Linked DNA regions of Homo sapiens: regions 2, 3, 4 and 5 are each linked to region 1. A link is a contact called in ENCODE Hi-C or POLR2A ChIA-PET data. All regions are on one chromosome and are shown on one strand. The core of a region is the stretch at or near the end of the contact, and the rest is flanking DNA. Distances in the headings are between cores, read along the strand shown.

Region 1 (4,448 bases), core at 523-3,022:
GAAAGAAAAAGGCTAATCTGAAAAAAAAAATCTCTTTACACAAAAATTATTGTAAATATTAGACACAAGCAAAGAACTATTCTATTCATTGGTGATAAAGTAAATCTCTTCTAAGACTTGAAATGTATACGGATCATAAACATCAAGTTCAAGATAATGGTTAACAGTGGCTGGAGGAAAAGGGATGGAGAGGGAAAAGGGGGGCTCCAGCAATGATTGTTTTGTTTCTTAATCTGGGTGATGAATATACAAATGTTTATTACATTGTTCTTAATAACTTTTTGTAAGTCTGAAATATTTTGTAACTAACATTAAAAAAGAAATTAAATAAATGCATACGGAAAAGGTAATATTGCCTGGTTTTATTAAACAACCAAAATAATTTTAAAATTTGCACTTGTTATATGCACTGCATTTTTAAATAAAAATCTTCAAACAACTAACTACTAACAGAAGCCCCAGAGTACAACAACTAGTAAGTGTCACTGGCTAGACTTAAGATTGCCACCCAATTTCCTCTCTGACACCTTGTTTAGAAACCTAGTCATCACCTTCGATATCCACAATTCAAGTTACCAGGGCTGAGTAAACAATAGCCTAAGAAAGTTTGTTGATACAAGTTTTTCTAAAAAATAACCTTTTAATTTTAGAATACTTTGGGGTTTACAGAAAAGTTGCAACAGCAACTGTTAACAGCCACAAAAACGGACACACAAAACACACATACTCAGTAAACTGTGGAGAGCCTCTAAAAAGTTGAATAAATCAATTCTAACTAAGCAGCAGTTTCTAGCTTATTTTAAAATTGGGAAGTTATTTGGAAACCAGTCAGGGGAGGGCCGAACACCCCTCCACATCCCTTTATCTCGAAATATCCGTTTAGTTTGGTCTATGAACAAACACGCAGATGAAAGGGAAAACTGCAGCACAATCAGAAATTTACACTAGCTTAACTTGTCTTGATCTTTTAAAAAACATAAACTCACTTTATTAATTTTTAATGTTTAAAGACAGAGATGTTTACTTGTTTAGTAGGGATGCAGAAAATATTGCATCTAGAATAAAGAGAACAGTGATTGATTGCTTTTTAGAGGTAATAATACCAACGTAAGTGCTTAACCATCTGCAAAATAGGTATTCAGTCTTACTTCCAAACTGACAAACTACATGAAGTAGCATATAAAAGTGACACCTACATCTTTATTGACTATAGTTTAAACATAAGAACGCACTTTTCAGTATGGAACAGTGATCAAATCAAACATGTTATTTTCTCCTAAAAACCACATACACACAGCAACCGGGTGTCATTTTTATTGAACAGAACGCGGAGAACCAAGAAACTGGGACCCTCAGGAAATGCAAATAAAATCCCTCTCCCTGGACCGCGCAGTAGGGGGCCCAGCAGCGAAGCCGCAGCGCTCGGAATCCTGTCAGCCCTCTCCCTACCTGCATCTCACCACCACCTGGATGTTCTTCCCCTTCTCCTCTTTCTTCTTCGCAGACGAATTTGGCTGCGACGCCATGACGGTCCCCGCCAAAAAATCAAGGCCCGGCCGCGGACCTGGGCGCTGTGAGGGGCGGAGGGGCTTGGCGGCCGACAGGGGCCGGAGTCTCCCTGGTCCCTCTCGGGCGCTGGCGTGGCCTGGAGGACCGACGCACGCAGGTCGGCGTCCCCGCTCTCTACCCGGTACTCTGGCCGTGGCGTTTGTCCCGCGCCAGTCGGAGCCGCCAAATCACTAATCTCGTCTCCGCCCGAATCCCCAGAAACTAAGCAACGACTCGGCGCCTCAATTTGAAAAAGAGACAGAGTAGCCGGACCAATGGCTGCGCTGGCGCGCAAGGCACCATGGGATGCAGTATCCTCACTGGAGCCCCGCCCCCGGAGCGTGGCCTACGGGAACGTAAAGAGGTGGTCTGTCTGCTTGCTCCGGAACTTGGTAGTCCAGAGCCGAGACGCTAGAATTGAGTGTGGAACTTTTAGCGTAGCGTGGCTCAACTTACATAACGTCCCTAGCCCAAAATTCCCTCAGCTGCAGAGAGGAAATAATAGTAACCATCTCAGAGGGTTAGGGTGAGAATTAATGAGCTTGTGGAAGTAAATAGATTGGAATATATGGTAAGCACTCGCCATGATTATAATTATTAGAGAATTGTAAGAGAGGGCAGTAGAAGCACAGAAGAGAGGTCCAAAGCGAGCCGCCATCCCGGAGGCAGAGACCAGAATAGTCTTTGTGTGTGTGTGTGTGTGTGTGTGTGTGTGAGAGACGGAGTCTTGCTCTTGTCACCCAGGCTGGAGTGCAGTGGCGCGATCTCGGCTCATTGCAACCTCCGCCTCGCAGGTTCAAGCGATTCTGCTGCTTCAGCCCCCGAGTAGCTGGGATTACAGGTGCGTGCCACCACGCCCGGCTAATATTTGTATTTTCAGTAGAGATGTGGTTTCACCATGTTGGCCAGGCTGGTCTCGAACTCCTGACCTCAGATGATCCACCCGCCTCGGCCTCCCAAAGTGCTGGGATTACAGGCGTGAGCCACCGCGCCCGGTCCAGAATAGGCTTGAAGAATAATTAATGTTGGGGCCCGGTGGCTCAGGCCTGTAATCCCAACACTTTAACGGGCCGAGGTAGGACGATAACTTAAGTTCCAGGAGTTTGAGACCAGTCTGGGCGACATAGGGAGACCCCCCTCCCCGCGCCTCCCAACGGGTCTCAACAAAAAATAGAGGGGAAAAAATAGCCTGGTGTGGTGATGCGTGCCTTTTGGTCCCATCTACTCGGGATGCTGAGGAAGAAGGATCGCTGAACACGGGAGATAGAGGCTGCAGTGAGCCGGGATTATGTCGCTGGATTACTCCAGCATAGGCGACAGAGCAATGCCCTTTCTCAAAAAGAAAATAATAATAATAATAATTAGGAAGTGTTAAGCGATAAGGCTACTACAGGTTCCAAATCGTGATGAAATGGACACTGGACGCCATTTGGAGGACTCTGAATTTATCCTTTAGTCATCATCTCTAAGTGACTCCAGGCAAGAAAGCAGGGTCCGCCTCGATTTTAGAACGACTGCACTGACCGAGTGACGCAGGCCGCGGGTGCGCTGCGCTCCCCGTTTCTGCGCGGCGCAGCGGGCGGTGGCATCTCAAGGAAGCTGCGCAAACATCCGCCGCCCCGGCCTACGGATCCCAGCATGCAGCGCTCGCTGGGGCCTGCGCGCCGTCGGTCACCTCCGGCCTGCTGCGGGAGAACTTTTCGGCGTCTTGGCAGTGCCTGGCGTGACTCGACCGCTGTAGGTGTGGTACGCCGCACCAGGAAATACTGAAACAGGAGCCTATTGTTATGAATAACTTTTAAAATCTTAAGGAAATTGAACACTTGAACAAAGGATTTTTAGCAAAGCAATTTTATTTTTGCGCAGAGGGGTGCCTTTTTGGCCAGTCGCCTTGAGAGCACACCTGAACAAAGGGGCAGGAGTCTATTTTTGACGCAAGTCCTGCCCCTGTATCTTTTTCCCATTGGCTGGGGTCGGGTCGTATAATCTAAACTAATCCCGGTTGGCTAAACATTTGATTTTTTTTAGCTAAGGTGGGTACTTAAAAGAAAGCGGACAGGAAAGGGGAAGGGGTGTCTGTAATGAGCTAAAAAGTTAGTCCCTTCAAATAAGGAAAGGAATGTGAGCTGGTATTGATAAGGCCTAGTATTGTGGCGTGCCTGGGCATTTAACAAAAGCAAAAAAGGAGAAAAAGAGAAAAAAGGGAGGGTACTATGAATTAAAGAATAAAAGATTGATCGGGTTATTTGAAGAGAAACATCATATCCCACACTATGTTGTAGTCGGTTCCTGGAACTGCGCTTCTGGCCCACACAACCCATGGGAACCTAAATGTCGTGTTAGTCTATTAAGTAACAACCCGGTGTAGTGGAAAGCTCTGATGTCCTTTTTGTGTTCCTCCACTTGCTAATCCCCTACATGCGCCCCCCCGCACAACCCGCCCCAAGGAAATAACTGCATCTACAGCTCCTTCTGCTGGTCATCTCTATTTTGAGTAGCCAGCTGTCTATTGATATCTCCTCTTAGGTGGCTCGCTGGCATTTCAAAATGGGACCTATCTCCACCCTAATCTTTTCTCATCTGGATACTGGTGCTAACCAGAACCTTTGATTCCTCCACGTGTAGTGGAGTCCTGTTGATTTTATCTCCCCTCCGATGATCACCCTAGTACAAGGCTCTTATCTCTTCCCTGAACAAATGTCATCTACCTCCTTAACAAGTTTCTCTTCTGCCCTTTTCTCCTACCCCCAACTCCTCCACTACATTTACTCAGCAAGGGAAGTGTCTTTTAAGAAATAAGAAAATAAGATTATGCTCTTCATCTGCTTTTTAATCTTACATTACCTTCTCATTTGTATTTGGAATTAAATCCAAACTCATTACCATGCTCTGTAGGGTCC
Region 2 (4,448 bases), core at 1,413-3,912, 4.7 Mb before region 1:
TCAACATTATTATGTTAAATGCTCCCCAGGGGGGACTCGCTGGAATTGAGCCAGACCTCTGTTAGTAAACCGCTGGACCTAATCCTACATTTGTGTAATGCCTGACAACACCCGTTCCCATTATCTTATTTGATCCTGAAAACAATCCTCAGAGGGAGGCCAGGCAGGGATTATTTCTCCTATTTACAAGTGAAAACACTTGTAAACTGATTTGCCTGGAGTCCCACACCCAGGATGTGGCAGGAATGAGACTTGGATCTAGGTCTTTGTACAACCTGTTCTGGGTTCTTTTGACTTCACACAACAGACTGATCAAAACATTCCCAGCCCCACCCACTCCTCACAACCACCAGCTTAACCAGCAACTGGAAACTCACCAGACAGCTTGTGTTTATGCTACCCTCACACCTCTGTCCTAGTGAAGAAACACACCTTTGGCTGGCAAGCTCTCCAGGAAAAAATTAATTTCATGTCATCTCCTTGAAACAAAGACCAACATTAATCCCAGATGGATTTGAAAAAAAAATCAAGGCATTTGAAAAATCTAAAGAAAATAGAATGGAATATTTAATAACTTTCTGGCAGCAAGGAGACTCCAAATTTAGCATCGTGTTAGAAATTTCAAAGAGATTTTAAAATTTGCCTACATGAAAATTTGGTTTTAGTGGGGGAAAAAATGACTGTACAGAGCCAACAAAAGCCTGGAGACGTATTTGCGGCAAAATATGAAAAGGGTTAACATTTGGTATGTAAAGGAGTCATGCAAATACGTAAGAAACACTCCCTAGGAAAATCTTATTAGGAAATAGACAATTCATAAGAAAGGAAGTACAGTTTGTTAACAAACATTTAGAAAACTGCTCTACCTAACTGAAATCAAAGATATGCAAACTGAAGGGAGAAAATTTCCCTATATAATCCGCAAAAAAAAAAAAATTCAATAATACTCAAATACTAGTGAAGGTGTAATGATGTATGCTCAAGCATTAATGATGGTAGAGTACATTTACCTAACTCTTGGAAAGACACTTCCTGAACATTTATCAGTAAACCTTAAAATACCCAACTACTGTGACTTAAAATTCCACTCCTGGGAATATGCCCTAAGGAAAGAATCATCAATATCTTAAAGTGTCGCGCACAAAAATGTTAGTTACACACTTAACGATGGTGAAATTAGGCAAATGTTAAAAACATAGGCACTTGATGGAAACTTATGTAATCATTAAAATGTTTTCAAAGTGCATGCAATAACACGAAAAACGTTTATGATGTAAGGCAAAGTGGAAAAGTGTGTAACACTGTATGCATGTGTTTGTATACTACACTTTCATAGAACAAAGGCTAAAAAGGAAAAAAATTTAAATGTGAACCATGAGAGATTTTTTCCATCCCTTATATTTTTCTTTTTTTTTTTGAGACGGAGTCTCGCTTTGTTGCCCAGGCTGGAGTGCAGTGGCGTGATCTCGGCTCACTGCAACCTCCGCCTCCAGGGTTCAAACCATTCTCCTGCCTCAGTCTCCCGAGTAGCTGGGATTACAGGCGCCCGCCACCACGCCCGGCTAATTTTTGTATTTTTAGCAGAGATGGGGTTTCACCATGTTGGCCAGACTGGTCTGGAACTCCTGACCTCAGGTGATCCGCCCGCCTCGGCCTCCCAAAGTGTTGGGATCACAGGCATGAGCCACCCACCGCTCCTGGCCAATCCCCTATATTTCTATTTGAACCTTAAAAAAAAAAAAAGACCCTTCTTTAGCCGAGCGGCGGTGAGTCCTATTCTCATGATATGTCCGGGGGCTTGAAGACTGCGGGAGGGAAAGCCTCTGGGACCTCACCTCAGAGCGATTCTGCTCTGCTTCAAAGCGTCCCCTCTTAGGCCGGGCGCGGCGGCTGACGCCAGTAACCCCAACACTTTCGGAGGCCGAGGAGCGAGGACTCCTTGAGCCCAAGAGTTCGAGACCAGCCTGGGCAATATAGTGAGACCCCCCCCCCCCACCACCGTCTCTACAAAAAAAATTTTTTTAATTAGCCAGGCGTGGTGGCCGCGCCTGTGGTCCCAGCTGCTCCGGAGGCTTAAAGTGGGATGATTACTTAAGCCAGAGTTCGAGGCTGCAGTCAGCCGTGTTCGCGCCACTATACTTCAGCCTGGGCGACAGAGACCTTTTCTAAATAATAAATAAGTAAATAAGTAACGTGCCGCCTCTTCACTCCCAATTCCCTCCGCCTTTCCCCGCCCCGCCTCGTCGAAGCCGGACCCGCGGCGGCCCGCCCCTCCCCCACGACCAGGGCCGGGAACTGCGGGTGCGCGGGGCGGGAGTCGGGCGGGCTTAGGCGCGGCCGACACGTGGGGAGGGAGGCCGCGGCCCAGGAGGCGGGCCCGGAGTGGGTGTGGGTGTGTCCGTGCGTGGGAGAAACCAACCTCAGCCTCCTCCGAGGCGCCACGTTTCAGCACGGCTCGTTGGGCCCGGGAGGTCGGAAATCAGTCCCCACGCCCCGGACCCCCTCCTGGAGGGACAACGAACACAGGCGCGGGACGGCTTCGGTCACCGCCCGCGCCGCCCTTTGCCCCCGTGCCTGCTCGCGCGTCACCCCCGCCCCGGTGCGGTGGTAGGGCCCGGCGCGACGTCACCCATTGTTTACAAATCAACCCGAGCCGGCAGGATTCCGGCTCCAGCGGCTGCAGGCGCGTGGCTCGAGTGCCTGGCGGGCTCCGGCTTCCGCGTCCGCCCCTGCTCCGGCTTCGCCCGCAGCTCCGCGCCCGCGGGCAACCAAGCCCCCAGCGAAGCCCGCACAGCTCCGGGTGCCAGGACGGGGGGCCATGCCGTGCCGGAGGGAGGAGGAAGAGGAAGCCGGCGAGGAGGCGGAGGGGGAGGAAGAGGAGGACGACAGCTTCCTCCTGCTGCAGCAGTCGGTGACGCTGGGCAGCTCGGGCGAGGTGGACCGGCTGGTGGCCCAGATCGGCGAGACGCTGCAGCTGGACGCGGCGCAGGACAGCCCGGCCTCGCCGTGCGCGCCCCCGGGGGTGCCGCTGCGGGCCCCGGGGCCCCTGGCTGCGGCGGTGCCGGCGGACAAGGCCCGGCCCCCGGCGGTGCCGCTGCTGCTGCCGCCCGCTTCGGCTGAGACGGTGGGCCCGGCGCCCTCTGGGGCCCTGCGCTGCGCCCTAGGGGACCGCGGCCGCGTGCGCGGACGCGCTGCGCCCTACTGCGTGGCGGAGGTCGCCGCAGGCCCCAGCGCGCTGCCGGGGCCGTGCCGGCGAGGATGGCTCAGGGACGCGGTCACCTCCCGCCGCTTGCAGCAGCGCCGATGGACCCAAGCCGGGGCACGCGCCGGCGACGACGACCCGCATCGGCTCCTCCAGCAGCTCGTGCTCTCGGGAAACCTCATCAAGGAAGCCGTGCGGAGACTCCAACGAGCCGTCGCCGCGGTTGCAGCCACGGGCCCCGCAAGCGCCCCTGGGCCCGGGGGAGGCCGCAGCGGACCTGACCGCATTGCCCTGCAGCCCTCAGGCTCCTTGCTCTGACGCAGGCCTCCTGGAGGAGGAAGTGGAGGCCGCTGCGTAGACCCAACAGCGTCCAGTTCCTACTAACTCTGAGCTGAAGCCGACGTCGCCAGCCTGGGAGCGACCACTTTGGCTGCGGGGAGGCGCGTGGGGAGAGATCTCAACCAGAGAAGTTACCAGCCGCGGCGAGGCCGTCGGAGAAAACTTAAGCGTGGAGAAATGTATGCGCCAGGGTGCTTCCGTGGGGCATGAGAATTTCCCGGGCCATCCAAGCCCAAGGACCTGGGATAAACTGGGAGAACTATGGCAGCTACTTGCATCGACTTGTACCTCACTTAGCCCTTGGGGGCGTCGTGAGCTTGGATTGTTTAAGGAGGGCTCAGGGGTAGGAATCGCGATGGCTTTATAACAATACTTGAAAACTAACGACACGCATACATTTTCTTATTTTCTGGTGGAGGAGCTTAGTAAGTGGTGCTACAATTGCTGTGCAAAGAAATTCCAGAGGGGAGAAGAATGTAAAAGTTTGGTGGTGGGTGGCTTGGCATTGCCCCTTTTTCCCACCGATTCGGTGGCTGGTGAAGGTGGGAGATGTGAACTCCAATTAAGGGACTGGAGAGAGGTGAAGAATTTTGCAGGTGGGAGATTTGGATTTGAATGTGGACTTGTAAATGACTTGACCTTGCCATCTGTGTTCAAGGTCACGGTTTGCTGTGGGGTTCCTGGGAGAGCTTACTCACCCCGGAGTCTTTTCTTTCTCTTGCTCCAAGAAGAGCCCTGTTGGTGCTTTACCACCGCTTGGAGTCTCCCGAGGACACAAACAGGCAGAGAGGGACGTGTAGGGAGAGTTCTTTCCTGTTTTCTGTGCTTTCCTTTTTACAGGACTCCCGGAAGGCCACTCATGGCCATGCCAGGAGCTTTCTCAGAAACAGTCATAAACGATCTCTTG
Region 3 (4,448 bases), core at 765-3,264, 3.7 Mb after region 1:
CTCCCACAAACCGTAAGAATCCTATGAAACAGGGCAAGAGTACCAAGAAACAGGCCTTGAAGGTTGAGATAGAGGTAAAGGACTTAGGTTATCTGCCTTATAATTTAAATTTTGGTGCTTACTTTATAGGTGAGGATAAGAAAACAAGTTTCTTCTTGAAATTCCCAAGAACCAGTTGCTACATAAATTACAGCCAACGTATACGCAAAAGCAGATTCTTAGTGGCAATTTGCTGTATCTGTGTCTGAACAGAAAACAATCAGCCAATTCATTTTGCAGGTAGATTCCAATAACATTTTATGCCTTTGAATGGAGAAGCTCTCATGGTGCAAATGGTAAACAAAAAGAGCCTACTGCTCAGCGACACATTAACTTGTATTAAAAATAAAGATATGTATAGTGTAGCTACACAATGCCCACTACAATCCAGTGGCAGAGTATATTTTTGAAGTGCAATGTAGCATCCATCCTGAAAACACAAAATTTCCAATGGAAACAAGGTCGGGATAAAAACAAAACACGGTGGCTTAATTTCTGTGTAAAACAACCGTCAAAACCTACCCTCAAAAAAATTGACACGAACAATCAAACATTCAGGTATAATTTATCTGCTGGAACAAATCTACGTTATTGACCTTGACAGGGCCTTAAATCATGAGACCATAAACAAGCATCCTAGTGATATCTATTATGTCTTCGGAAATAGCTTAAAATCCAGGACTTCATGTTATTGTCAGTAATGAGCAAGATGTTTGGAAAGCAGTGTGCTCACTGGGGCTTACTTTGAAAGCTGTCTTTTTTACTTACTACCGAACACTGATTTCCAGGAAGCAAGCCACCCCACCCCACTTCCCAGGCACTTGATTTTTTTTTTCAAACCTCTAGATTGGGTTCCGTTTCCTGAATTACTTATTCCTTACATAAATTTTCTTTTAAACTTCAGCAATTATGGCACCTTAGGCTCTGGGGGTATCAGCAGCGTGGGTTGTTTTAGAGAAAGTTCTGAAAAAAATATGTTTTGGAGACATTCCATTTCTTTGTGCATCTCACTGGGGGCTTTCAGCGAAAGCTTTAAGTTATTCAGGTGAGGGGCAATGTCTTAGTCGCTCATAAAGGGCATAAAAGTAACATCATCTGGAAAGGCATGGCACCTGCTCGGCCGGGGTAAAGGTCCGTTTTTCTAACCCTCGCCCCTCCCTCCTCCACACCGCGCCGCTAGAGACAGTGCAGTGGTCTCTCCCAAGGTCGACATCATCTCCAAGGCTGCAACCCAGGGCTGAACCAAAAAAACAGGCGCACCCACGTATAGGTCACGGCCAGAGTCCCGCCCTGCCACCAGCAGCCAGGTCTTCCTGCCTCCCTATCAAGGTGAAACTAACCCAGAGGGCCCAGCGGAGGGGCGCATACAGGCGGCGCCGATGGAGGCGGCCGATTGCATGACTGGCAGGAAGGAAGCGATCAGCCGCCAAAGTGCATTTTTTCCTCCCCTAGAGCCAGCCCGGGACCGGACGCTGCCAGCGGAAGGGCCGGCGCGCGCCAGGCCACGAGGCAGACGCACCCGCCGTGCGCACTTCCCCGTCCGGTGCGCGCTCTCACTCACGCGCGCGCGCCGCTACTCACTAGCAACCCTTGGTGTCCGCAGCCCGTGTGGGACGGCGACTGCGACGGCTGCCCCCGTGGCTGCCGTGTGGCCTTGGCATCCGTCCGGCTGCTGCAACCCGGGCCGCGGTGGCTTTTGCTGGAAGGCGTTGCAGCGGGGTGATACCGGCACCCGGCGACGAGGCGTCCGCTCGTTTGCCTCGGCCGTGCCTCCTCCCCCTTCTCCTCTGCCGACAGATGGAGCTTTGCTGGTTCCAGTCGCGCGGGCTCCGTGCGTCGTTCTCCTCCTCGCTGTCGGACACCCCAGCGCAGGGGACGAACAGCGTCCTCGCAAGCCCACGCGCAGGCCGGCCGACCCCGAACCTGCAGCAACCGTCCCTGCTGCCGCTGCTGCAGGAAAATAAATTGTCACTGCGATGGTCCCGGCCTCCCCTGCCCCGGCCCCTGGGTGCCGCCTCCGCCTCTGCCTCCGCCCCCTCCTCTGTGGCGGCGGCGGCGGCTTCCCGCATTCTGCAGAAAAAGCTCGCAGGTGGAAGGAAGCAGGGCCCCTGCGGATGGCCTAGAGCCCGAGTGAAGCGGTTGGGTGCGACTTTCGCATCTGAAACCCTGCACGTCTTCTCCCCAGACCGGAACCACCTAAACTCCCTTTTGCTCCACCATCAATTTCACCGAGATGGACAGGAGTGGTGCCTTTTAAGACTGCACAGTACACAAGCCTTGATGCAGCTGACCGTTAAACTGTCACTGGAGTCTGGGGAAGGATAGGGTTTTGGTGAAAATCCCACTTATACTTCATGTTAGGATTCCCTTTTTGATATTTATCCACAACTGGCTACGCCCACTATTAAGCATCTTAGCCCTTCCCCCTACCCCCAATTTGTGTGTACTTGGAAAATAAGAAGTATTAGAATATCTCCTGGATGTTATGTTACTATCACGTGTGGTGTTCTTACTACAGTTCTGGCACTGTGTCAGGCAGTCGGTACACAAAATCTTAGTCCATCTGCCACAACCCTGTATATAAAAGGGACTCATTTTTTGTTTTTGTTTTTGTTTTTTCCATGAACGAGAGACAGAGAAGTAAAATAATTTATCCCAGGTTACTCACCTAGAAAGCAGTAGAAGCTGAAATTTAAACTCTGATCCAACACTGAAAGCTGTTTCTATTGGCTTCACAGGTTCTATTAACTGATAAACATTTTATGGAGACTGCTGCTGCTGGATGAAATAGAGTCGCTTTTCTTGAGCTTGGTTGGGAGCTTACTTCCAAGTGAGAGAAATGGCTGCAGAGTGGGGTGGGGAAACACTGGCTTTTCTTAGTTAGCCTTTCCTCTGGAAACCAAAATTCTAGCCCTGGCTCAGCCACCAACTGAGTTATTTGGTCTCAAGCATTTCACCTTCTTAAGCCTCATCTCCCTGGATTCTTTTTTTTTTTTTAAATGAAGAGTTTGATTGTTGGAGGCAGCCTGCAGCCTTGATTTTTAAGAAGCAACAGTGTTGTTTTGCTTAGTTTTAAGTTGGTTCCAAATGTTGAAGTTAGGAAATTTCACAGAAATTCAGACTTTTCACATTTTCTGTAAAATCGTAACATCAGACATTTGGTCCATGGCGAGTTCTAGCAACCATCAGCTGAAGCTGAATAGCAGGTGTCGCCTTTAGACTGTGAAGACACTCTTCAGTTTTCCACAGTCCCCACCACTCCCATACACCCCCACCTCACTGACATTTGAGAATATGGTAGGCATTTGAGTTTGCAGTATTGAACCAGATAATCTCATGACCTACTGGACAATTTAAAATTCAGTGGTAATTAAGAAGGTTAGCCAGATTCCTAAAAAGCATTATGAAACAAAAAATTCCACGTACGTATTTAGAGTGGTCATTGATCATGGTCTTGCTATCTAGCATCCAAATTCTCATAAAAGCCAAAATGGCCCAATACCCATCGTCCCCTGCTCCCCAGCGGCTAGAGTACCATTTTGTGACCCAACATCAGCCTCAGAGACTCCTGTACAGTTATTTGAATCTGGATTATGTGTTTCAAGAAGAAACATTTTAGAAATGTCTCCATTATCTGTGAAGTGGGTTTTGTGTTCAGGGACAGTAGTGCCAGAGGTAACACTGCGGCAATGTCAGTGGTGTCCTAAGTGAGCTATTTGAATGGTGTGATGACCCACCTGTTGTAATTTCAGCTGCTAAGCTTCCCTTCCTGTGTAAGGAGACTTATTTGCCAAACTTCCTGTCTCTTTGGTATGCTACTTAACGACTTTCCAATATATTTCTCTTCTGATTCAGTTAGCCAGAAATGATTTCAGCGTTGTGACCAAGAACTCTGATATAGCAACTTTAGGTGTGATTTATTTCCCTTTTATTAATTGAGTTAATGAAGAGCAAGCACCAGTGTATTTATACAACTTTTATCTTAGAGAATTTTTAAGTGACCTATAGTTTTACTTGCATTTTTAAAGATTCAATCTCAATAGTAATTTAAAATCCAGATTTCTTTTTGCTCCAGAACTTTTGTTTCTCTTATTTTTGAGACAATTTTACCCTACTAAACCTTGAATGAAGATTTCAAATCTATATGCAAATACACATAAGCACTATTATTTTGCAGATGAGAAAATGAGGGCTCAAGTTACAGAATACATGAAGGCAGAGCAGTGAGGAAATCCTGGGCTATTTTCTGATATGGTAGAACAGGGTTTCGGACCTCCTGAATTCAGCAAGGGTATAATTTGCAAGTAATTACTCCCTTGAAAATCAGAGTTGACCACACTTGTAGTGAAATTCATTCCTGATAGTGCCTACTGGGTTCCACTCCAGTACTGGAAGCTGGACTGGAGACA
Region 4 (4,448 bases), core at 1,426-3,925, 3.6 Mb after region 1:
ATAAAATAAAAATCCATGGACTCTTAGAGGCTTCGGAATTCAAATGAGCCTCATGGATCCACATCCCTTCAATTAGCAAGCTGGCATTTCTGAGCGAGGGACTTTCCAAAACAGGCTGCTCAAGTTTCTTGGCCAATAACAGGGTCATGCACAATAAAAAAAAAAAATGCAACCCACAGCTATTTCTCAAATTAATTTGTAAAGTAAGTTTGACTCTTTTTCTGTCTCCTTTAGAAATTTGTCAACTTTTTGGGATTTCAAACTTTTTTATTGTAAGTGTCGGAGTAAAAACACTCAGAAATAGGAAAGAGAAAACTAACACCAGGAAGGTTGAGAGAAGGAAAGAGAAAGAGAAGCAAAAGGGGTTAAGGATGGGGATACTTGTTGACTATAGTTATCACCAGAGTCAGAGGACTAGGGGAAGAGGGGAAAAGCAGAAAACAGCTCCCCACCCATCTATGTCCAGCCCATTAATAGAATTAAAATTTGCTTCTGTATTCCAAGTAATTAGCACTTTGCATCTATTTTATTTATTGCTACTACTAAGAAAACATAACCGTGAAGGCATAAAAGCAAACATTTTCTGTAGACACATGAGGTGACACAAGAGTGTTGAAACTTCTTTAAGGATAAAGGCCTGATGTTAGGCATGTCGTGAGCGCAAAACCAATTTCTGTGTAACTAAATTTAAAAGAGTCATATTAGAGGGGAGAAATGGAAGATAAACTGCAAAACGTAAACAATGATTACTTAGGTGATAGAGTTATGTCTGATCTTTGTATTTGACTCATCTGCATTTATAAATTTTATTTAATAAGCCTTAATTTCCTAGGCCATATATCATATACAAATATAAGTTATACCTAACTTATAGGTATTATAATATGTATATATACATAAATGTATGAATATTTACATATGCGTGTGTGTGTGTATTCTTTCAGAAAAGCAAAGTTTTCTTCGGGCTTTAAACACGCAGCCTCTGGTAAAGGTGCTATTGGTACAAAAGTTCAACAAGCATAGCTCCAAGCTTTGACAATTTTCTTACACTTTACTAATACTGCTGTCCAAAAACTATGAGATTTTCAAAGCAGCCAACATTGCAGTGGTGCAATGGTTAATAACAAGAGAGAGAAGAGTGTGGCCTGAGGTTGTATAAATGTTTTCTCAATCTTGAATCATTAATTTTCTCCAAGGAAGTTTCTAAAGAATCCCAAATAGTGCACACTATTTCTGAAAGGAACAGGATTTTTTTTTCTAATCATAAAATGGACCCAGACATCTCAGCCTCTTGGTGTAATCTGGATATCAGATGCAATCAGCGAACAGCCTGAGTTTTGGAATTAGATCTGAGTTCAATCCCATATCTCCCATTTACTAGCTGTGTGATCTTGGCTGAATTACTGAAGCTCTCTGAACCTCATTTCGCCATCTGTAAAATGGGGATGTGGTTATCTTCCCCACTACATGGCTCTCGTGAGAATCCGCGGAGATCACATTTGTAAACACTTCTCTCGCTATGCCTGGCACTTTGTTGGGGCCCAATAAAATAAAAATCCATGGACTCTCAGAGGCTCCGGTACTCAAATGAGCCTCCTGGATCCACGTCTCTTTGATTAGCCATCTGCAAGCTGGCATTTCTGAGCGAGGGACTTTTCAAAACAGGCTGCTCAAGTTTCTTGGCCAATAATAGGCGCCGGGTTCTGTGCGGTGGGAACGAGTACCACCAACCCCAGCAGGAGACCAAGCAGAAATCACCATGGGAGTGCAAGCTAAGAAAGGGCAAAAGAAGAAAGAGAAGGGCAGAAAAACAAAACAAAATGAAACCACTCAGGCAGCGACTTACAGTCTTAAAGAGAGAATTCCCGGAAGGGAGACAAGGCAGTTTCTTTTTCTGTGTGACAATAAAAAACGGTAAACAAGCCTCCAGAAGCTCATTCAGCCCCCATATAACTTTTTCGAGAAAGAAAAGGTGCCGTTCTTCCGAGCCCTCCGGCTTAACCACTGCTTCGGTGCTGACTTATTTCCTACGTCTGAGAACTGCCAGAAAATGAGCAATATCTGTTCTGAAGGCTGCAGGCTCTCTCCCCGCCCCCGCGGGGCGGCGCGCACTCACCCACCCGCGCCGGAGCGGACCTTTGGCTTGGCTTGTCAGGGCTTGTCCAGGAGTTCCGCTCCTCTCTCCAACCGGGGTCCCCCTCCAGCGACCCTAAAGCTTCCCAGACTTCCGCTTCAATTCCTGTCCGCACCCCACGCCCACCTCAACGTGGAGCGCAGTGGTCTCCGAGGAGCGCCGGAGCTGCCCCGCCTGCCCAGCGGGGTCAGCACTTCGCATCAAGGCCCAAGAAAAGCAAGTCCTCCAGCGTTCTGAGCACCCGGGCCTGAGGGAAGGTCCTAACAGCCCCCGGGAGCCAGTCTCCAACGCCTCCCGCAGCAGCCCGCCGCTCCCAGGTGCCCGCGTGCGCCGCTGCCGCCGCAATCCCGCACGCGTCCCGCGCCCGCCCCACTTTGCCTATCCCCGGGACTAAGACGGGGTAAGCCTCCACCCGGGCAGGAGAGGGCTCACCAGAGGTAGGAGGGTCCAGATGCCCAGCATGGTTGTTGAGCAATCCTCCGAAGTGAAAGAGCTTCCCCAACTCCGTACTGAGCGGGTCCACCAACCCGCGGGAGAAGAGGCAGCTCCGCCTGGGCAGCCAGGGCTGGCCTCAGGGTGTGTTCCGTGCCAGTGCCCGCCCCTGAGGCTCCAGCCAAGTCACTCGTAAACCGCTTCCCTCACTCCCCAGAAGCGTCTTTGAACACCTGTGTGTCACTCTTGCGCGAGATCAGAGACGAGCTCACGAAAAGCCCCGGTGGTCAGGAGGATGGGAAGGAAGCCTCGCTGGGGAACGCCCGGGTTGGGGAGGGCTCCATTGATTCAGCAACTTGGCCTGCGCGCGGGTAGGGAGGGGGAGAAGTCAGGGTGAGGAAGGAGTCAGGGTTCGTTGCACAAATGGGCATTCCTGTCCCGGGGCGTTCCTGCAGTGGCTGGCATGCTCACTTCAGGTGAGGACCTCGAGAGCCGGCCTCCTGCCCTTTCTAAAGGCTTCTGCTGTAGTTCAACCTGGGAAGTTGGGGAGGTCTTGAAGGAGAATGGAGCTCAGAGCGCAGAGGTCCTGCCTGGGTACAGGAGCCTTGGCTAATTGCTGGAGTCACTCAGAGAAAGACTTGCGGGGCATTTGACTGGGCTGTCCATGTTGTGGCTGCAACATGAGAGGCTCACAGACGTTTCTGGAATGGACAGTTAACCATATGAAAAAGTACAGATGTTGCGCCATAGGGCTCTGAAAAGGGAGGGCCCCTTAGTTTTTATTTCTCAAGAGGAAAACAAAGCTAACAACTTAAGCCAAATCGCATAGCCCCAGCTATATTAAACATTCACAATTACTTCCTGTCCTTCGTTACTCATTATTTCCTGGCCAATTTTCTTTAAAAAAAAATCTTGTAATTCTTTCGTGCTCTGGTGAACACTGTTCAAAGTCACTATTGCTTTGGAACGGTAGATAGCTCTTAGGTAGTTTAGCATGAATTTTACAGAAGGTATGTTTGGATAATGACATCATTACTGAACCTGAATTTGGATGCAGTTCCAGACTGGACACACTAAAGGTTTCAGTATTCCTTTGGCATCGTCCACCAAGCTCTGCACCTCACTCTGCAACCTCTCTCCCTTCCCAATTAGATTCAACCCATTAATAACACATTAATAACCCTTTGCTTAGCCCACTGTTCATCCTTCAGGCTTCCTCTCAGTTGACATTTTCTTCTGGAGCCTGTTTGGGCCCTCAAATCTAGGTTAGGTTACCCTCCTGAGGGCTTTCCATCACCCTGTGTTTTGCATCTGTCACTGCACTTACCACCAGTCTTGTAGGTGTTGATAGGCTTGTCTCTGTTCCACCTTTCAGTAGACTGTTAGTGCCATGAGGAAGACCCTGGGCGTGCCAGCCTTGTGCACACACTCTGAGCATCTAATAGACACAAAAAGAAGTGGGATAAGGAGGATGGTATATGGGCATTCTCTGTATTATCTCTGCAAATTTTTTGAAATCCTAAAACTATTCCAAAATGAAAAGTTCATTTAAATAAAAAAATGTAAAAAGAAGGAAGGAAAAGGGGTGTGAGGGAAGGAAAGGAGAGGTAAGGGAAGAAGGAATGGAAGGAGGGAAGAGAGAAAAAAAGGGGAAAGGACAATTGACAAAATCAGTATCTCTTGAGTGTGAATTATAAGCCAGCAACTCACATATGTGGATCTTCCTTACTTAATACTTATCATTATAGCCCAGTGAGATGAGTGATTATTAAACTTACTTTACAAATAAAAAAATGTAGCCAAAAAAGCTTAAGCAACATTGGCAAAGATGGTTAGTTAATAAATAGCAGAGTCAGGAATTAAACTTAGATATTCTTGCTCC
Region 5 (4,448 bases), core at 1,382-3,881, 3.3 Mb after region 1:
GGGTTAAAGTACAGCTCAGGCCATGGCTTCACAGGGTACAGTCCCTAAGCCTTGGCAGTTTCCATGTGGTGTTGAGCCTGTGGGTGCACAGAAGTCAAGAATTGAGGTTTGGGAACCTCCACCTGTATTTCAGAGGATGTGTGGAAAAGCCTGAATGTCCAGGCAGAAGTTTGCTGCAGGGGTGGGGCCCTCAAGGAGAGCCTGGGCTAGGTCAGTGCAGAAGGGAAATGTGGGATTGGAGGCCTCACACAGAGTCCCCAATGGGGCACTGCCTAGTGCAGCTGTGAGAAGAGAGCCACTGTCCTCCAGACCCCAGAATGGTAGATCCACCGATAGCTTGCACTGTGCACCTGGGAAAGCTACAGACACTCAACACCAGCCTGTGAAAGGAGCCAGGAGGAAGGGTCCCCCTGCAAAGCCACAGGGGCAGAGCTGCCCAAGACCATGGGAACCCACCTCCTGCATCAGTGTGACCTGGATGTGAGACATGGAGTCAAAGGAGATCATTTTGGAGCTTTAAGAAATGACTGCCTTGATGGATCTGGACTTGCATGCGGCTTTTAGCTCCTTCATTTTGGCCAGTTTCTCCCATTTGAAACAGGTGTATTTATCCAATGCCTGTACCCCCATTGTATCTAAGAAGCAACTAACTTGCTTTTGATTTTACCAGCTAATAGGTGGAAGGGACTTGCCTTGTCTCAGGTGAGACTTTGGACTATGGACTTTTGAGTTAATGCTGAAATGAGTTAAGACTTTGGGGGACTACTGGGAAGGCATGATTGGTTTTGAAATGTGAGGACATGAGATTTGGGAGTGGCCAAGGGCAGAATGATATGGTTTGGCTGTGTCCCCACCCAAATCTCATCTTGAATTATAGCTCCTGTAATTCCCACATGTTGTGGGAGGGACCCGGTGGGAGATAACTGAATCATGGGGGCAGTCTAGCCCATACTGTTCTTGTGGTGGTAAATAAGTCTCACAAGGTCTGATGGTTTTATAAGAGGAAAATCCTTTTACTTGGTTCTTTCTCTCACATGTGCCGCCATGTAAGACAAGCCTTTTGCCTTCTGCCATGATTGTGAGGCCTCCCCAGTCCTGTGAAACTGTGAGTCAGTTAAACCTTTTTCCTTCATAAATTACCCAGTCTTGGGTATGTCTTTATTAGCAGCATGAGAACAGACTAATACACCTTCTAATTAGTCTCCCTGCTTCTGTAGTTCAGAATGATCTTTCTAAACTAGATTATGCTGCCCTTCTATTGAAAATATTACACTGGCTTCTCATCTTACTCAGAAGACACGGTAAGATCTTGACAAGTGGCTCCCAAGGCACCAGACTTCTAGGACTTCATGTTCTATTACTTTCTACTATGTACATTCTGTTTTAGCCTCAAAGACCTCACCACTCTGGCTAGGACCCACCAGGAATATTCCTACCACAGGGCCTTTGTACCTGCTATTTTCACCCAGAATGTGCTTTCTCCAGTATCTAAGGCTGTTAACTACCTCCTTGCCTGTGCTCAGGTGTCACTTCATAAGAGTCCTTTCCTGATTACCATATACATATCATCCTCCTTATCCCTGTTTTTTTTTTTTTTTGGGGGATGGAGTCTCACTCTGTTGTCCATGCTGGAGTGCAGTGGCATGATCTCCGCTCACTGCAACCTCCACCTACCTGGTTCAAGCCATTTTCCTGCCTCAGCCTCCCAAGGAGCTGGGATTAGAGGCACACACCACCACACCCGCTAATTTTGTATTTTTAGTAGAGATGGGGTTTCACCAAGTTGGCCAGGCTGGTCCTGAACTCCTGTCCTCAGGTGATCCGCCCTCCTCAGCTTCCCAAACTGCTGGGATTACAGGCGTGAGCCACTGTGCCCAGCCCCTTGTTGTTTGTTGTTGTTGTTGTTTGTTTGTTTTTGTTGTTATTTATAGCACTTATCACCACCTCATGTATTATATAGTTATTCATGATGTGTCTCTTCCCATCAGAATATATACAAGAGAACAGGAACCTTGTTTGGTTGGTTTCTATACCTCCACTGTCTTACTAATGCCTGGCATTTAGTAGGTGCTCAATAAAATCTTTGTTTTAGAAAATGATTAATAAATAATATGTACATATTGAATATTGTTTCCTCTTTTAACAAATCTTTAATAATAATAAAAAATTTAAAGCAGCAAGATTGCTTTGCATCAGGCACAATGATAAGCGCTTTAAATGGAGCCCATGATTCACTTTCATTTATAGAGCCCACATGCTCTCTGTCAGGCGCAGAAGGTGCCAGCCCTGCAGGAGCTTCGGGGGCGGAGCAGAAGGCCGCCTAAAACAGCCTTTGCTAAGAGAGCATGCGTAGGCGACGCGCTGGTAGAGCTGTGGACCTGCCAGCCTGCGAGGCGGAGGACGGGCTCCATCTCTTAGAAACGCCTACGGCGCATGCTCTATGGGGTCAACTGGGGGGCTGGCAAGCGGCAGCGCTGGTCTGGGGCGGAGTCTCCGAGGCACTTCCCGGTGGCTGGCTGCTCTGATTGGCTGAACAAATAGTCCGAGGGTGGTGGGCATCCGCCCTCCCGACAAGGCAGACCAGGCCCCCTGCAGGTCCCCTATCCGCACCCCGGCCCCTGAGAGCTGGCACTGCGACTCGAGACAGCGGCCCGGCAGGACAGCTCCAGGTGAGAGTGCCGGCGCCGCGGCGCTGCCAGGTGCGGGTGCGGCGTGGAAGCTGGTGCCTTCAGCAAGGGGAGGGTCGCGCCCCGAGGCTCTGCCGGCCGGCAAGACCCTCTGCGTTTGGACCCAGCGAGTCTTGCCTGGGGTGCCTGCGGGTGCTTTTTCTGCGGGCGTTGGCTCAAGGCATCTGCCAATCAACCAGGGCAACTTCAGAGAGCAACTTCAGAGAGAAGCCCACTCTCTTCCCTGGGCGCTGTCCACTTTCCTGGACAGGCGCGGTCTCCGGTCAGTGAAGCTGCCCAGTGCTCCTGGACCGCGAGGACAGCAGGGATGTCTGATTCCTCTCTCTGCATCCTCGTGCTCTCCCCTTAGCTCCTCCAGGCATCCCATCCTACCTCTCTTGTTAGCCAACGGCGTGGTCGAAAGCAGACTTGGGCATCAATCCTGGTTAAAGTCCCAGCGATACTGCTTTTTAAACAGCTGACACTTTGCTTCCAGTACTTCAGCTGGGTGAACCTCAGATTCCTGAAAAATGGAATTAATGGTACTGCCATAGGGTCGGTGGAGGAGTAATTGACAGTAGATCAGAAGCGCTGCCTGCGGTGGCTGGCGCCTCGCAAGAGCTTAAATGGGAGTCGTAATAATTGTTGTTATTAGAAAGTTAAATAGCATGCTGCGTTGGGGCCTTTTCTTCTGCCACTGAACTGTTGGACTGCTCTTATCTTTTTTCAGAATCTGTACTATGCATCTAATATATACGTGGCACTTTGCTTGGTCCTGGGGGTACAAAGCTGAGTCAGATTGTTACAAAGTCTAAATAACTGAGATAAAGGTGTTAATACAGCCCAGAAAAGCACACTTAATTCAGCCTGGAAGGTTTTTTTTCCCCCCTCCTTCGAGATTTTCAGAGTATCTCCTTCTTAGTAAGAATTGCTTGGCTTAGTATGTTGAGAAAAACATACTAAGTATGTAGTGTTGTGTTGGAAGGAAAACTTAACTGGGTGAGATTTTCAGCTGAGTAGCTTTAGCTGTTACTCTCATGGACCTTCCTCTGGGCGGTTGATACAGGTTCTGTAGGAAAACCGCTGAATGAAAGCAGCTCCTGCAGATGCTATTCTGTTTTCAATTGTGGTAATTCCTTTAATTTTTTCCCTTTCAATTTACTCCTTATTCTCTAGTAATAATGGACTTTTGGGAGGTTGCATTTATGATAAAAAATAGCCTGGGGCTGTACAATCCTTCCTATCATGAAGAAGTACAAAGTTGTAAGTAGAAGCAGTGGCCTTGCTTTGCCAATGCACACTGAAGGGGATAACGTTTGCTCCTGTTCAGAGTTCACGGTCGGGCGCGGTGGCTCACGCCTGTAATCCTAGCACTTTTGGAGGCCGAGGCCGGCGGATCACGAGGTCAGGAGATCGAGACCATCCTGGCTAACACGGTGAAACCCTGTTTCTACTAAAAATACAAAAACAAAATTAGCCAGGCGTGGTGGTGGGCGCCTGTAGTCCCAGCTACTTGGGAGGCTGAGGCGGGAGAATGGCCTGAACCCAGGAGGTGGAGCTTGCAGTGAGCCAAGATCTCGCCACTGTACTCCAGCCTGGGGGACAGAGCAAGACTGTCTCAAAAAAAAAAAAGAAAGAAAAGAAAAGAAAAAGAAAAAGAAAAAAGAAAAAAGAAAAGAATTTCAGAGTTCACTACTTCTTGGAAAAAAATAATCCCAGGAGGAATTCCATCAACAGAAGGGAGTCAGTTCACTTTTGCAATCTCCTGAGAATCAATTTCTT

Evidence for each region. A loop is a pair of places that touch in the nucleus more often than their neighbours do. ChIA-PET counts read pairs that join two places held with the same protein, here RNA polymerase II (POLR2A). Pooled maps may share reads with other maps.
Region 2: a pooled map shows a loop between it and region 1 (3-fold over the local background). The contact joins the promoter of FRAT2 here to the promoter of KIF11 in region 1. A Hi-C loop is called at or near these places in 1 of 168 maps with a recorded cell type or tissue (naive thymus-derived CD4-positive, alpha-beta T cell) and 6 of 50 pooled maps. POLR2A ChIA-PET finds 5 or more read pairs at or near these places in 1 of 52 experiments (SK-N-SH).
Region 3: a map of CD8-positive, alpha-beta T cell shows a loop between it and region 1 (24-fold over the local background). The contact joins the promoter of STAMBPL1 here to the promoter of KIF11 in region 1. A Hi-C loop is called at or near these places in 1 of 168 maps with a recorded cell type or tissue (CD8-positive, alpha-beta T cell), 1 of 37 single-sample maps with no recorded cell type and 9 of 50 pooled maps.
Region 4: a map with no recorded cell type shows a loop between it and region 1 (8-fold over the local background). The contact joins the promoter of FAS here to the promoter of KIF11 in region 1. A Hi-C loop is called at or near these places in 2 of 37 single-sample maps with no recorded cell type and 6 of 50 pooled maps.
Region 5: a map of CD8-positive, alpha-beta T cell shows a loop between it and region 1 (13-fold over the local background). The contact joins the promoter of LIPA here to the promoter of KIF11 in region 1. A Hi-C loop is called at or near these places in 2 of 168 maps with a recorded cell type or tissue (CD8-positive, alpha-beta T cell and naive thymus-derived CD4-positive, alpha-beta T cell) and 7 of 50 pooled maps. POLR2A ChIA-PET finds 5 or more read pairs at or near these places in 1 of 52 experiments (CD4-positive, alpha-beta T cell).

What each region holds. Positions count from the first base shown.
Region 1 is chr10:92,590,454-92,594,901 of GRCh38, reverse strand. KIF11 (kinesin family member 11) reads right to left here and starts at 1,772. Exons shown (of 22, transcript NM_004523.4): 1 at 1,450-1,772. The coding sequence starts at 1,526. RefSeq lists silencers at 1,368-1,437, 1,518-1,567 and enhancers at 1,035-1,786, 1,888-1,937, 1,968-2,157, 2,968-3,057.
Region 2 is chr10:97,332,943-97,337,390 of GRCh38, reverse strand. FRAT2 (FRAT regulator of Wnt signaling pathway 2) reads left to right here and starts at 2,662. Exons shown (of 1, transcript NM_012083.3): 1 at 2,662-4,448. The coding sequence starts at 2,819. The coding sequence ends at 3,520. LOC105378448 (a long non-coding RNA gene) reads right to left here and starts at 2,545. Exons shown (of 2, transcript NR_188201.1): 1 at 2,420-2,545. RefSeq lists enhancers at 1-506, 3,044-3,951 and silencers at 2,094-2,443, 2,574-2,723, 2,814-2,963, 3,304-3,433, 3,444-3,493.
Region 3 is chr10:88,877,811-88,882,258 of GRCh38, reverse strand. It overlaps STAMBPL1 (STAM binding protein like 1), which reads right to left and starts at 2,014. Exons shown (of 11, transcript NM_020799.4): 1 at 1,621-2,014. It overlaps LOC124902551, which reads left to right and starts at 1,595. Exons shown (of 1, transcript XM_047426134.1): 1 at 1,595-2,525. The coding sequence starts at 1,837. The coding sequence ends at 2,364. RefSeq lists enhancers at 1-285, 1,306-1,415 and a silencer at 1,996-2,125.
Region 4 is chr10:88,989,025-88,993,472 of GRCh38, reverse strand. FAS (Fas cell surface death receptor) reads right to left here and starts at 2,675. Exons shown (of 9, transcript NM_000043.6): 1 at 2,567-2,675. The coding sequence starts at 2,596. It overlaps FAS-AS1 (FAS antisense RNA 1), which reads left to right and starts at 498. Exons shown (of 1, transcript NR_028371.1): 1 at 498-2,051. It also overlaps a transcript of ACTA2 not described here. RefSeq lists enhancers at 1,740-1,819, 1,950-2,359, 2,500-3,010, 3,011-3,522 and a silencer at 3,930-3,979.
Region 5 is chr10:89,249,958-89,254,405 of GRCh38, reverse strand. LIPA (lipase A, lysosomal acid type) reads left to right here and starts at 2,631. Exons shown (of 10, transcript NM_000235.4): 1 at 2,631-2,669. RefSeq lists an enhancer at 2,545-2,604.